2 separate regions of the Homo sapiens genome follow, and region 1 is linked to region 2. The links are chromatin loops, found by intact Hi-C in ENCODE. Cell type or tissue: ascending aorta. All regions are shown on one strand. Each heading gives the region's core, and the rest is flanking DNA. Links, peaks and the distances in the headings are about the cores only. Region 1 overlaps FBN1 (fibrillin 1). Region 2 overlaps CEP152 (centrosomal protein 152).

Evidence for each region. Peaks named below come from ENCODE experiments on the same cell type or tissue, not always from the same donor. Only the 100,000 strongest peaks of a DNase experiment are listed, where the experiment ranks them.
Region 1: it touches region 2 in a loop (2.2-fold over the local background); 3 of 110 quality-filtered maps call a loop at or near these places.

What each region holds. Positions count from the first base shown.
Region 1 is chr15:48,490,366-48,495,750 of GRCh38, reverse strand. FBN1 (fibrillin 1) reads left to right here. Exons shown (of 66, transcript NM_000138.5): 21 at 163-282; 22 at 491-628; 23 at 1,497-1,547; 24 at 3,165-3,290. Among named protein-coding and RNA genes, the nearest start is that of FBN1, 150 kb to the left of the region's middle. In ascending aorta, for the core only: no CTCF peak of the experiment used is centred there; a DNase peak (open chromatin) is centred at 2,150; H3K27ac peaks cover 2,978 bases.
Region 2 is chr15:48,798,912-48,804,296 of GRCh38, reverse strand. The region is part of intron 2 of CEP152 (centrosomal protein 152); the gene reads left to right. Among named protein-coding and RNA genes, the nearest start is that of CEP152, 9.5 kb to the left of the region's middle. In ascending aorta, for the core only: a CTCF peak has its summit at 3,052 (motif pointing right); no DNase peak of the experiment used is centred there.

The DNA of each region.
Region 1 (5,385 bases), core at 24-5,023, 310 kb after region 2:
GAGTTATTATTTTGGCATTCCATCTAGTGTAGGAAAAACTATTTAGCCCAGCTTTACTGTGTGGGATTAAGGATATGTAGTAGCAATTGGGGTCAAAGTTGAAGTACTCTTTTAGGCCCAAGACTAGATTTTAGCAGTAATGTAGACCTGTTTTTGTTTCAGACATTGATGAATGCGAATCAAGTCCTTGCATTAATGGAGTCTGCAAGAACAGCCCAGGCTCTTTTATTTGTGAATGTTCTTCTGAAAGTACTTTGGATCCAACAAAAACCATCTGCATAGGTATTTATCTTTCTGAGAATGATTTTTCTATGTTTATCAATGTTGTTATACTTAATGTCAGCTTTTCCTGCAAAAGAATTTAAGTATGGATGAACAATATTAAAAACTTCATTATTCCTTGTTTCAAATGCTATTTTTGTCTATAATTCCAAGGTGTATGTTTGAATTTTTATATAGATTCTATTAAATATTATTCCCTCCTCTGCAGAAACCATCAAGGGCACTTGCTGGCAGACTGTCATTGATGGGCGATGTGAGATCAACATCAATGGAGCCACCTTAAAGTCCCAGTGCTGCTCCTCCCTCGGTGCTGCGTGGGGAAGCCCGTGCACCCTATGCCAAGTTGGTAAGAGAAACCCATGCTGTGGTTCCTATACCACTCCAATGGTCTTTGCATAAAAAGGGGAAGCCTAGTATTTCATTTATCTAGGCTCACATGAGAATTTTCAAAGATTTAATCCTGATGGCCCCGAACATATTGCTGAATGGGAAATAAGAAGTGTCAAATTTTATGTGATTTTGTTCATTTATTATTTTCTATCTTCACATTGTAATGTGGTTAGTTTGTGTTGCTTCCCTGGAGCACCAGTGCCTGCCAGCTCTCTTGGGAACCTTGTGGTTAGGGGTTCTGAGCTTTTTATAGGTACAGATTATCTTTCAAAAAGCTAATTGATGTAAAGAAACCGGTATTCATGACTAAACTTCATAAGGGTTTCTGGTGAACTTCTAAATCTGTTGGGAACTTGAGGTTTGAGAACCTTGCTCATGGTTTTGCTGATTTAATGTTTAAATATATAAATGTGTAAATTTATGTGAATGCTGGAGGCCATGAGATCTCCAAATTATAGACTTGAGTTTTCTATATTCAGGTTAAAGTAATTCTATAGTGTGATTCCTATTTTCAGGTGAACAGCAAGAGAGAAAGCTACCTTCAGTTTCCCTCTTAGCTATCACTTTAACATGATCTATAGGGCACGTCTGTGTCTTTTGGAGTATCTTAGTGGAATTGAGCTTTATTTGAGGAGACATTTCATTACTGTTCTTCCTCACCTATGCAATCGCAGAAACATTTTGTTATCTCATACTTATAGCAACACAATCTACTTCATGTTCCAGGTCATCTTTCATGTTTCTTACACTATGTCAGAACTGCAAAGTCTGGATATTGTTATCTCAAATTTGTTTTCTGTTTTGTTTTTCGCTTTTTATTACAGATCCCATATGTGGTAAAGGGTACTCAAGAATTAAAGGAACACAATGTGAAGGTATTTCTGATTACTTATAAACCATACATTTTTGTGTGCATAATGAATGTTTGTGTTAACTCGGACTGGATAAAGCTGTCATATAACTTCACAGGGAGAAATATGCAGCAGAGAAAAAAAATAATGAGAACTACAAAACGGAACAGCTGTTAATTTCACAAGCATATATATACTGTTGCTAGTGTCAGAACGCTATGTCCAAAGGACAGGGTGGGTGGCTGAAAATGTTTTAGGTTGATCGCAGTTTAGAGAGACTGCACTTTCAAAATGCTATCAGGAAGAGAAAAACAGGAAGTTTTTGATGAGTCTGTAAAATTTGCCTTTCTTTGGTTTGTCCTGGCATTTTTTATTTGTTTGTTTCACAGTCATGGGTGATTTAGAAGGACACATTCTGTTTTCTCTTTGTTGAAAGTCTGCATGGAGTTTCTTCAGTTTGCTGTGATTCTTTCTCCTGGAGTTTCAGATAGACATAGGTCATGGTGACTAACACAACCTGACATGACACAGCAGCTGAAAAATTTTAAAAACAGCAATTAGTCCCATATGTGGGATGAAATGAAGTTTTTTCCCTGTTAAAACAAAGAGGCACACTACAACCCCCACCCAAGGTCTTGCTTTCCAAATGATGACTGAATCCTTTGGCCTTTCTCTGGTCCAGACCCGCTGTTAATAACTTATCTGACCTCAGCAGCATATTTTGTTGTACAAGTGGCCAAAACAAAACAAAAAACCCAAAAAGGTAGATTCCACCCTCTCCCCATTGATCTCTCTTACAAGGAAAGATTCAGAATATTTTTTCAACATTCCTGTTGTGGAAAGTTATTTCTTCTAAATAGAGACACAGTGTGTATGAGTTTCTTAGCTAATGTTCCCCCCTCTTTTTTTTTTGGCATTGGCAAGTAAGTGCCTTTCTTTTGATTAACTTGGTGGTGAATACTTTTCCAAATTAAGTGCAGAGAACATATTGCTCTCCATTAGGCAAACTGGGAAGGACTGGTACATTTGAGAGAGATTGGATGAATGATGAATGAATGAACATGAGTATCTTTTAATTCCCCTCAACCCAAGCTGAGACCAAAGCATGGACAGAACAGCCTGAGACCATGGCTGAGTTAGAATTGATTGTACATTTTCTGGTGATTTATCAGAACTTCTTAAAAGAGACCCTTCACTGGCCCACATATTCCTTGGTGGGATATTTTTCTATGCTGAACTTCAAGCTGTTTCTTCTTTGCTAGTTTGAAAAACCAGGTTTTTGCTTCTCTACTCATTTCCAGACATCTGGTCTCATAAAGCAAATTATATTGCTGGGAACCTTACCTGAAATGTCCGCAGCTACCAGAGCTGTCTCCAAGAACTCACACCAGCTGCCTGTCTCTACAACTCAAAAGTTATTCCCTGAAACCAATGGAGAAACTCTTACATATTTAGTAATAGGTGGGCTCGTTCTGGTTGCTATTCAGGCACCCTAGAAATTCTACACAAACTACTTGTAGGCAAACTAGTTTTATGAACTTACCAGGTTCAAAATGGGGAATAATTATGACTCTATGAGTAGAATAAGGTAGAATGATATTATAAAGATATATTAACTTTATACTTTTTTTTTCTTTTTAGATATAGATGAATGTGAAGTGTTCCCAGGAGTGTGTAAAAATGGCCTGTGTGTTAACACTAGGGGGTCATTCAAGTGTCAGTGTCCCAGTGGAATGACTTTGGATGCCACAGGAAGGATCTGTCTTGGTAAATACTGAGCTCATTATTTTTCTAATAATAATTTATTAACGATTATTAAAAATGAAGTTAACAAGATATAGCTGAGCACTTAGCTTCAGGTACAGACACACACTCCAAAATTCAGCATGTCCGATAGGGTCCATGGCCACTCCTTTGACAGTCTTTCAAATAGTAAGCAGCAACTGTAGTTTCTGTTGATATGCAACTATTCCTTAAATCACTAGCATCACAGTTATTTTTCCAGAGCTCTTAAATCGGCCCCATATGCCGTGAACTATAAAATACAAGCTGAGTGGTGGAGAAAAGAACAATATTTGCACATATTTGGAAACTGTAGCCCATGTCTTCTAAGCATACCCTGACATTGGCCAGAAGGACAGGTCCTTGCAAAAACACCTGTGGAGATCAGGAGTGAAGATGCCACTCCCCTGAAAAGTGAACCTGAGAAAGCTCAGCCCAGGGTAGGTATCACTGCTAGTCATAGTGGGATATTCTGTGCCAACTGCTAGAGCCCAAATGGGATCCTCTAGCCAAATTGTCTCACCCCAACCCTAAGTCCTTAGAACTCTAAGTCCTAAGTCCCTATGGGCTCGTGATAGTGGCAAGTTTGAGATCGCACATCTCATGCATCTAAGGTCTGGCAGACTTATTCTGGTGTTACTACTATGGCTTCTGCCTGCCTAGAGTATATCCCTTGGATCACTGGTTTCTGAGTTCATGACTCTGGAAATGATGCTTACCTGTACTTTGCATCTGAAACCACATTACTTTGAAGTGTAGGCTCAGTGAAGACTATTGTAGGTAGTTAAAAAAGTGGGCCGGGTGCGATGGCTCACGCCTGTAATCCCAGCACTTCGGGAGGCCGAGGCAGGTGGATCACGAGGTCAGGAGATCGAGACCATCTTTGCTAACATGGTGAAACCCCGTTTCTACTAAAAATACAAAAAAAGTAGCCAGGCACGGTGGCGGGCACCTGTAATCCCAGCTACTCGGGAGGCTGAGGCAGGAGAATGGCATGAACCCGGGAGTTGGAGCTTGCAGTGAGCCGAGATAGTGCCACTGCAGTCCGGCCTAGGCAAAAGAGTGAGACTCCGTCTCTAAAAAAAAAAAAAGAAAAGAAAAAGAAAAAGAAAGTGGTATACAGTGAAGGATTTTGATCACTTACGAATTAGAATTAACAAACCTTTAAATATTGAACTTTATAGTTTATAGTGTAAATAAATAATATGGAATGGAACCGGGAATTCAAAGCCAAAAGTATTTTTGTAATTAAGGATGTCAGTTAATGCTATTCTGAGTCTTAGTTTATTTGTTTAGGAAGAATCAGTATTTAATGAGAATCTTCTTCTAGGTTCTTCAGTTGAAAGATGCTTCAGTGTTTAATTTAGGATTCACTTAAAAATAATTTATCTTAATATGGGCAGTCTGAATATAAAGCTGAATATAAAGACTTCAAAAACTTTCTAACGTTAGAGGAAACCCAGGGAGTTAGATATATTGTTAATGACCCCATTGTGAAGGAGAAAGAGAAGGAAGATACATCTTACATTTCAATTACACTTCATTATTTTCAGATGCATAATCTCAGTTGAGCTTCACAGAACCTTCTGAGAGATGAGTGCAACATCCTGTAACAGATGTGGAAATTCAGGTTTAGGATAATTTATTGAAGACAATCCACTGAGTTACAGAAGAGGACCAAAATCCAGCTCTTCTGACCTCTGCTCTGCTAGGCTTTCTGCTCTTCTTTATAATCCCATGAATTTGGGTTTGGGGCTAGAGGTATCCCACAAGTACCTTGAAGAATGTGCCCTTAAGCACGTGTTTAGGTGAAAGAAATATTTGAGAAGTAAAGTGAATGGCTTTTCTTTGCATTTTTCTCTTTAATCTCAAGTAAAGCAGTCCTCTTTCCAGAGTTCATCATTCCACCTTTCCAAAAATGAAGTGGGTCGGAGGAAAAGGTGATTGCACTAGGGCAGACACGCTCCAACAATAAAGAGTACAGTTGGCTTTTAGCTGTGGAGGACATGCCAAGACATCATGGCATGCACGCATCGGTGATAGGTATTTCTGTACAGGAGAAAAACATCTCCCGAAAGAA
Region 2 (5,385 bases), core at 219-5,218:
CAGAGTGCTTTTAAAAAATTGAATCTGTATTTGAAGATGGGAAAATTTTATGCAGCACTGCAGAGTCTCTGGCTTATCTAAAAAACATCCAAAGCCCTGGCCACACCTGGCCTGTATTTGCACATGGCAGCAGGCGGGCTGGAACTGAGCAGTGGCTCTCCTTCCCCAGCTGGCCACAGTCCCCACTTCTCACACAGACATGGGCTTATGCACTCAGACCTGCCTGCTTCACTCTGGTAAATTCTCTGCCAGGGCCCTGAGGGCATTTGAGTTTATGACCCTGGTGAGGGTTTCCGGATTTTGGCAGGGCCCCTCACAACAATTGTGGCAAGGATGGGAATGAGGATTTTCTGTTACTTTGAACCTGCAGCATGAGGTATTCATGACTGGGCTTGGATAGTTGGCTGGGGTTTAGCCACTGGGATTCTTGAGAAGGTCAGTTTAAATAATCACTACTGTAAAGAAGAAAAAATATTTTGACAGGTGATTTTTCATTGAGAAATATATTAGAGAGATAGGTCTGCCAGTGTATTGTGTGGTTAAAATTTTAGAGGGGATACTAGTTAAGGAGGCAATTAATTCTAGATAATATAGAAAACAGCTATTTGGGATCACCTCTTTGATAGATTGTATGCTGGGATAGGGAATTTCAGGGGAAAAGTTGTTCTTGAAAGATCAAGTATCTAAGAATGAGTATTTCTAGCAGAGTGGAAGGATATATAGCTGAATTGACTCTAACATGATGATTATGGTTAAATTTGTAAAAAACTTCATGTTAATAAAAATATTTTTACTTTAAAAAATAATTGCTGCAAGGGAAAAAGTGAGATGAGAGGCTAGAGAGGTTCAAATTTTAGTAACAAACTTCGGAACTGTTCACAAATCTTCAGCTGTATGTATACTTTGTCACTACAAGTTAAAGTAATAAATTGGGTGGTCAAACCCAAGCTTGAATGCATATCTAGAAGGTTTTTTTTAACTGTCTCAGTCTTCCTGACCCAGCAATAGCCAAATGGTTCACAGCCTTAAGAGATTAAAGAAAAAAAGCTGTTTTATCCTGTCTACCTGGTTGGTAGCTTTGGGACTGTGGCTTTGGGATTGTGGCTAGGTTATAACTGTTAGCAGTGGGCTAATGCATATTGCTTTCTCTACTTAGTGAATCACTTTGTGTTCAAGTTGCTGATGTGGGAGGAATGCCTTTATCCCTGATGATGTGCTATAAGGCTTACCAGGCATACCACATCTGACTCATAGTCTACCCTGCTAAGGGTTTGTGAGAGCCTGTCTTGGTACATGGTTGGATAGTCCTGATTTTCACTGCCTGGGATGAAAGGCTAGTTGCTAATACAGCATGTTTTTCCAAGCTGTGTTTAATTTTGTTGTTTTGGTGCCAGTTGGGATTTTGTCCACATGGGCCCATATCCCAATGAATACACCATTCCAACCTTCATGCCATCCTAATGAGCAGCTTTACAATTATGATTTTGCTTTTTCCATTTCTATTCTCTCCATTGTTTGTATTGAAGGTCAAAGGGAGAAAGTGCCTTTAACATTCAGAAAAAGGAAAGGATTTAGTAAATACTTTATTCAATATTTAGAGGATATTTAGACCAGTGGATCTCAAGCCAGAGACCATCACAAATATACCCATATTTTGGGAAAAAAAAAAGCAAGAATTTTTTAGAAACGTCCTATAATGTATTTCTAAAGTGCTACAACTCTTAATGGTACATTAGTAAAAGTTGGCCCACTGTGAGTCAAGGCATAAAGGCATAGTAGAGAGGTACATAAACCACAGCTTCTCACAGTGTTTCAACTGAAACTCTCATCTCTTAAAAATAGTCGACAGAGCAGATTAGGGTGTAGATCAGTGAGAGTGATGACATCATAGAGATATGTATCGTCAGTTAATATCAATTAATTGTCACACATTACTTATGTTTCTCCTAACTAACTGGAGGGCATTATTTTCTGATTGTACCACTTGAGAGCTGCTGGTAATACTTGTCCTTCTTGCTAAGAAGGAGATATCATCCAAAGCAAACTTTTCTTTATAAAGCTGTCCCAGAAAATAATTCAGAAGCTCTTGTATTAACTCACTCATAATGTAACAATATGACTTTGCAAAAATGCTTTTCACCTAAGTCTCTATACTTGTGATTGCACAGTTGGATATTACAGAGATATAGTTCTTTTTTTTTTTTTTTGAGATGGAGTCTCGCTCTGTTGCCCATGCTGGAGTGCAATCACGGGATCTTGGCTGACGCTGCCTCCCGGGTTCAAGCGATTCTCCTGCCTCAGCCTCCCAAGTAGCTGGGATTAGAGGCATGCACCACCATGCCTGGCTAATTTTTTTTGTATTTTTAGTAGAGACAGGGTTTTGCCATGTTGGCCAGGCTGGTCTTGAACTCCTGACTTCAGGTGATCCAACTGCCTCGGCCTCCCAAAGTGCTGTGATTACAGGTGTGAGCCACTGCACCCAGCCCCAGATAAAGGTCTTTTTGTAATAGGCATGCTTGTTATAAGCCTCTCAGTTGTTGGTAAAGCCACAGCTTAAACAAGATTGCCATTTTGGACTCTCACAGTCAGCTGGAGTAGACATGTACTTTCTGCAGTGTCACCAGAAGTAGCTCTGTGATTGTTGTTGGTTCCAGATAGTAAAATTATCTATTTATGTGTGTATATATTCTGGAGCTGGTGATTTGGGGCAGAAATACTTGGTAATCTATGATATCAAGATAATATTTGCTGATGATGGATCATTTAGTGTTGACGGGTCATTTAGTGATGACATATTTGAAAATGATCTTGAGTAGAAAGGTAGATGGTTTAGGTAGCAGGTGGCAGATAGAAACTTGCACTTGGCAATACTGACTTGGTTTTTATAGTGGTACTTCTCTAATAGAATAATAAAGCTCCATTGAGCTCAGCATCATGTATTTTAGAGGCAAGGTTTCCATTGCATAGCCTTTCTTCCACTTTTTAACTGCCTTGTTTGATGTAATTGCGGAAGCATTTTGATATTTTGTTTCCACTAGAGGGAGTTGTAAAGCTAGTATTTGTTTACATTTAGCGTGTATCCATGAAAGCATTATTTAATAATTCATATTTGAAAATATCAGAATCTTTTTAGAAGCGTACTAAGAGGTCACCTGTTCAAAGGGAATATGACCGTTAGGTATTCCATTTGCTACCCTTTCTCTTGGGAGAAGATTATTGTATGGTTTGTAACTTGAGGCCTCTTGCCTTCATGAATATTGAGGATTATAGGCTCTGAAGATAATCTGTTTAGTTAATTTAAGTTGAAAATCCTAACAAAAGGTTTACATGTTCTCTGTTTTACATTTGCCCCTGAATGTAGGCTTTTGTATGTTCTACATGGGTTATTGCAAAGTGTTTTGTTAACAAAGTTCTTTGAGTAAAATGCTCTCTTTTTTTTTCTTTTTAAGAAAGAAACATGAAGTAGAAAAGGAGGGGAGTTTATAGAATGATTCTGAATTTATTTCAACTGAAGCCTTAGAGTGGCAAATTATCTTTCTTACAGGGAAGGTATCTGTTAAATTTTTAAACTCGGTTAATACACAGTAATATCCTGTTGAGATTGCTGCTTGCTGCCAAAAAGCAGTCTGATGAATTTTAAATTAATGAGTGGTATTAAATCTTATCACTTATAAGGATTGTTATTTCTGTTCTTGAATCTGTATTTGGAAGTTTGATAGATCTTTAATGAGGAAAATTTATAGTTTCTAAATTTCTGTATTTGGTAACATGCATATCTAGATACGGCAATTTTGTGTTTTATTGCACAAGGTTAGTGACCAAAGGGCAATTTGACAATGTATATGAGGAGGGCACACTTTGATCCTGGGAAATGGAAACACTGGAGGTGGAATTTTGTTCCTGAATGGCCTTATTTAGGAGGACTTCATTTAGCTTTTCTCTGCCCTGAAACTTACAGAAGCCAGGGAATATGACCCAGCTATGCCAAAGAACTTGATGGATAAATTTTTTGAAGATCAATTTTAAAATGTTAGCATATATGTAAAATATCTTGCAAGACTCTGAATACTATAGGGATGATTTTGCTAGTTGATGTTTATGTATGTATCCAGAAGCATTTTGATTAGCTGATTGCTTATACTCAAATTAATTTTTCTCTGTGGATGCCAATTTTGTGGTGTCACAAAGCTACAATAACTGCTGAATTATTATGTAGTTTTTTGTTTTTGTGCGGGGAAAACAATGTACTCTTCAGATGTCCCTGTCAAGGCGCCCCTGAATTTTAAGGCTATGTACTTGAACCTTACTGAAGGTTTACAAGAAAATATTCTTTCTGTTCAGGAGTCTTTACTTAATGTAAGTATAAAAGATTTGTTTTATTTTTCCTTGTGTAACATGTGGGGGTAGTCTTTTTCCTTAAAGCAGTGATGCATAATTCTAGACAACAAGTGGTGCTACTTTTAAAAGACCTCATAGATGCAACTTTTTTCTCTAGTGCATTTGTGTCTTTGTAGAATTGCTTTGCTACCTTTCATTTGAGGCATGTCTTGTACAAATATGTTGATGTGTTCTGTTTTGTTTTTCATGTTGTGTCTTTTGTATTTCTTGTTTTTTATATCTCTCAGTCAACTCTGATATGGCTAATTCTCAAAATGATTTTTCAAGTACCTTGCATGTGGAGATGAGCATTTAATGAGGGTCTTGTGTGTTAATGTTAGCGTTAAAAGATTTAAAGATGAAGATAACTTTTCATTGAAGAAAATATCTTTCTCTTGTTGCATCTTTAGATGACAAATGGATTGAGAAACCCTTTAAAAAAAACCCATCCAGTGAATATGAGAAATAAATATAGAGTGAGGAAGTATTCCCACCCACCTCCAACATACTCTGTTCCCATTCCCAAATTTTATTTCACCAAAGCTCAGTTAAGAATTTGGGGCATTCCTTTCAGACCTTCCATAAAATATATTTATTTAACTTTTACTATACATATTTTGTTTAAGAAACTTTTTTTTTTGGTAATTCTTAATATAATACTCAGATATGTTTTATGGACACATTCCATTTCTTTTGTACTAATGACAGGTAAAGTGGAAAAAAAATGCTATAGACCAGGGAGCATCTCATTTTTTTTTTCCTGAAAGGTTTTACAAAGTATTTAAAGTCTTTAAAATCCACTTGCACAATGTTATGGGGTTTGATTTATGTCCTTTGGAGGGATTTAATCAAGCTGTCAATTAAACTGGTGCTTAGTTTCTTAAAGAGAAGTAATTAGAAACAGTTTCCCTAAAAAGTATTTAGTAACATAATATTTGATCTTCTAATTGTTACATAATTTAAGAAATACATTATATTGGGATTTTTAGGGTAATATTATTATATTGG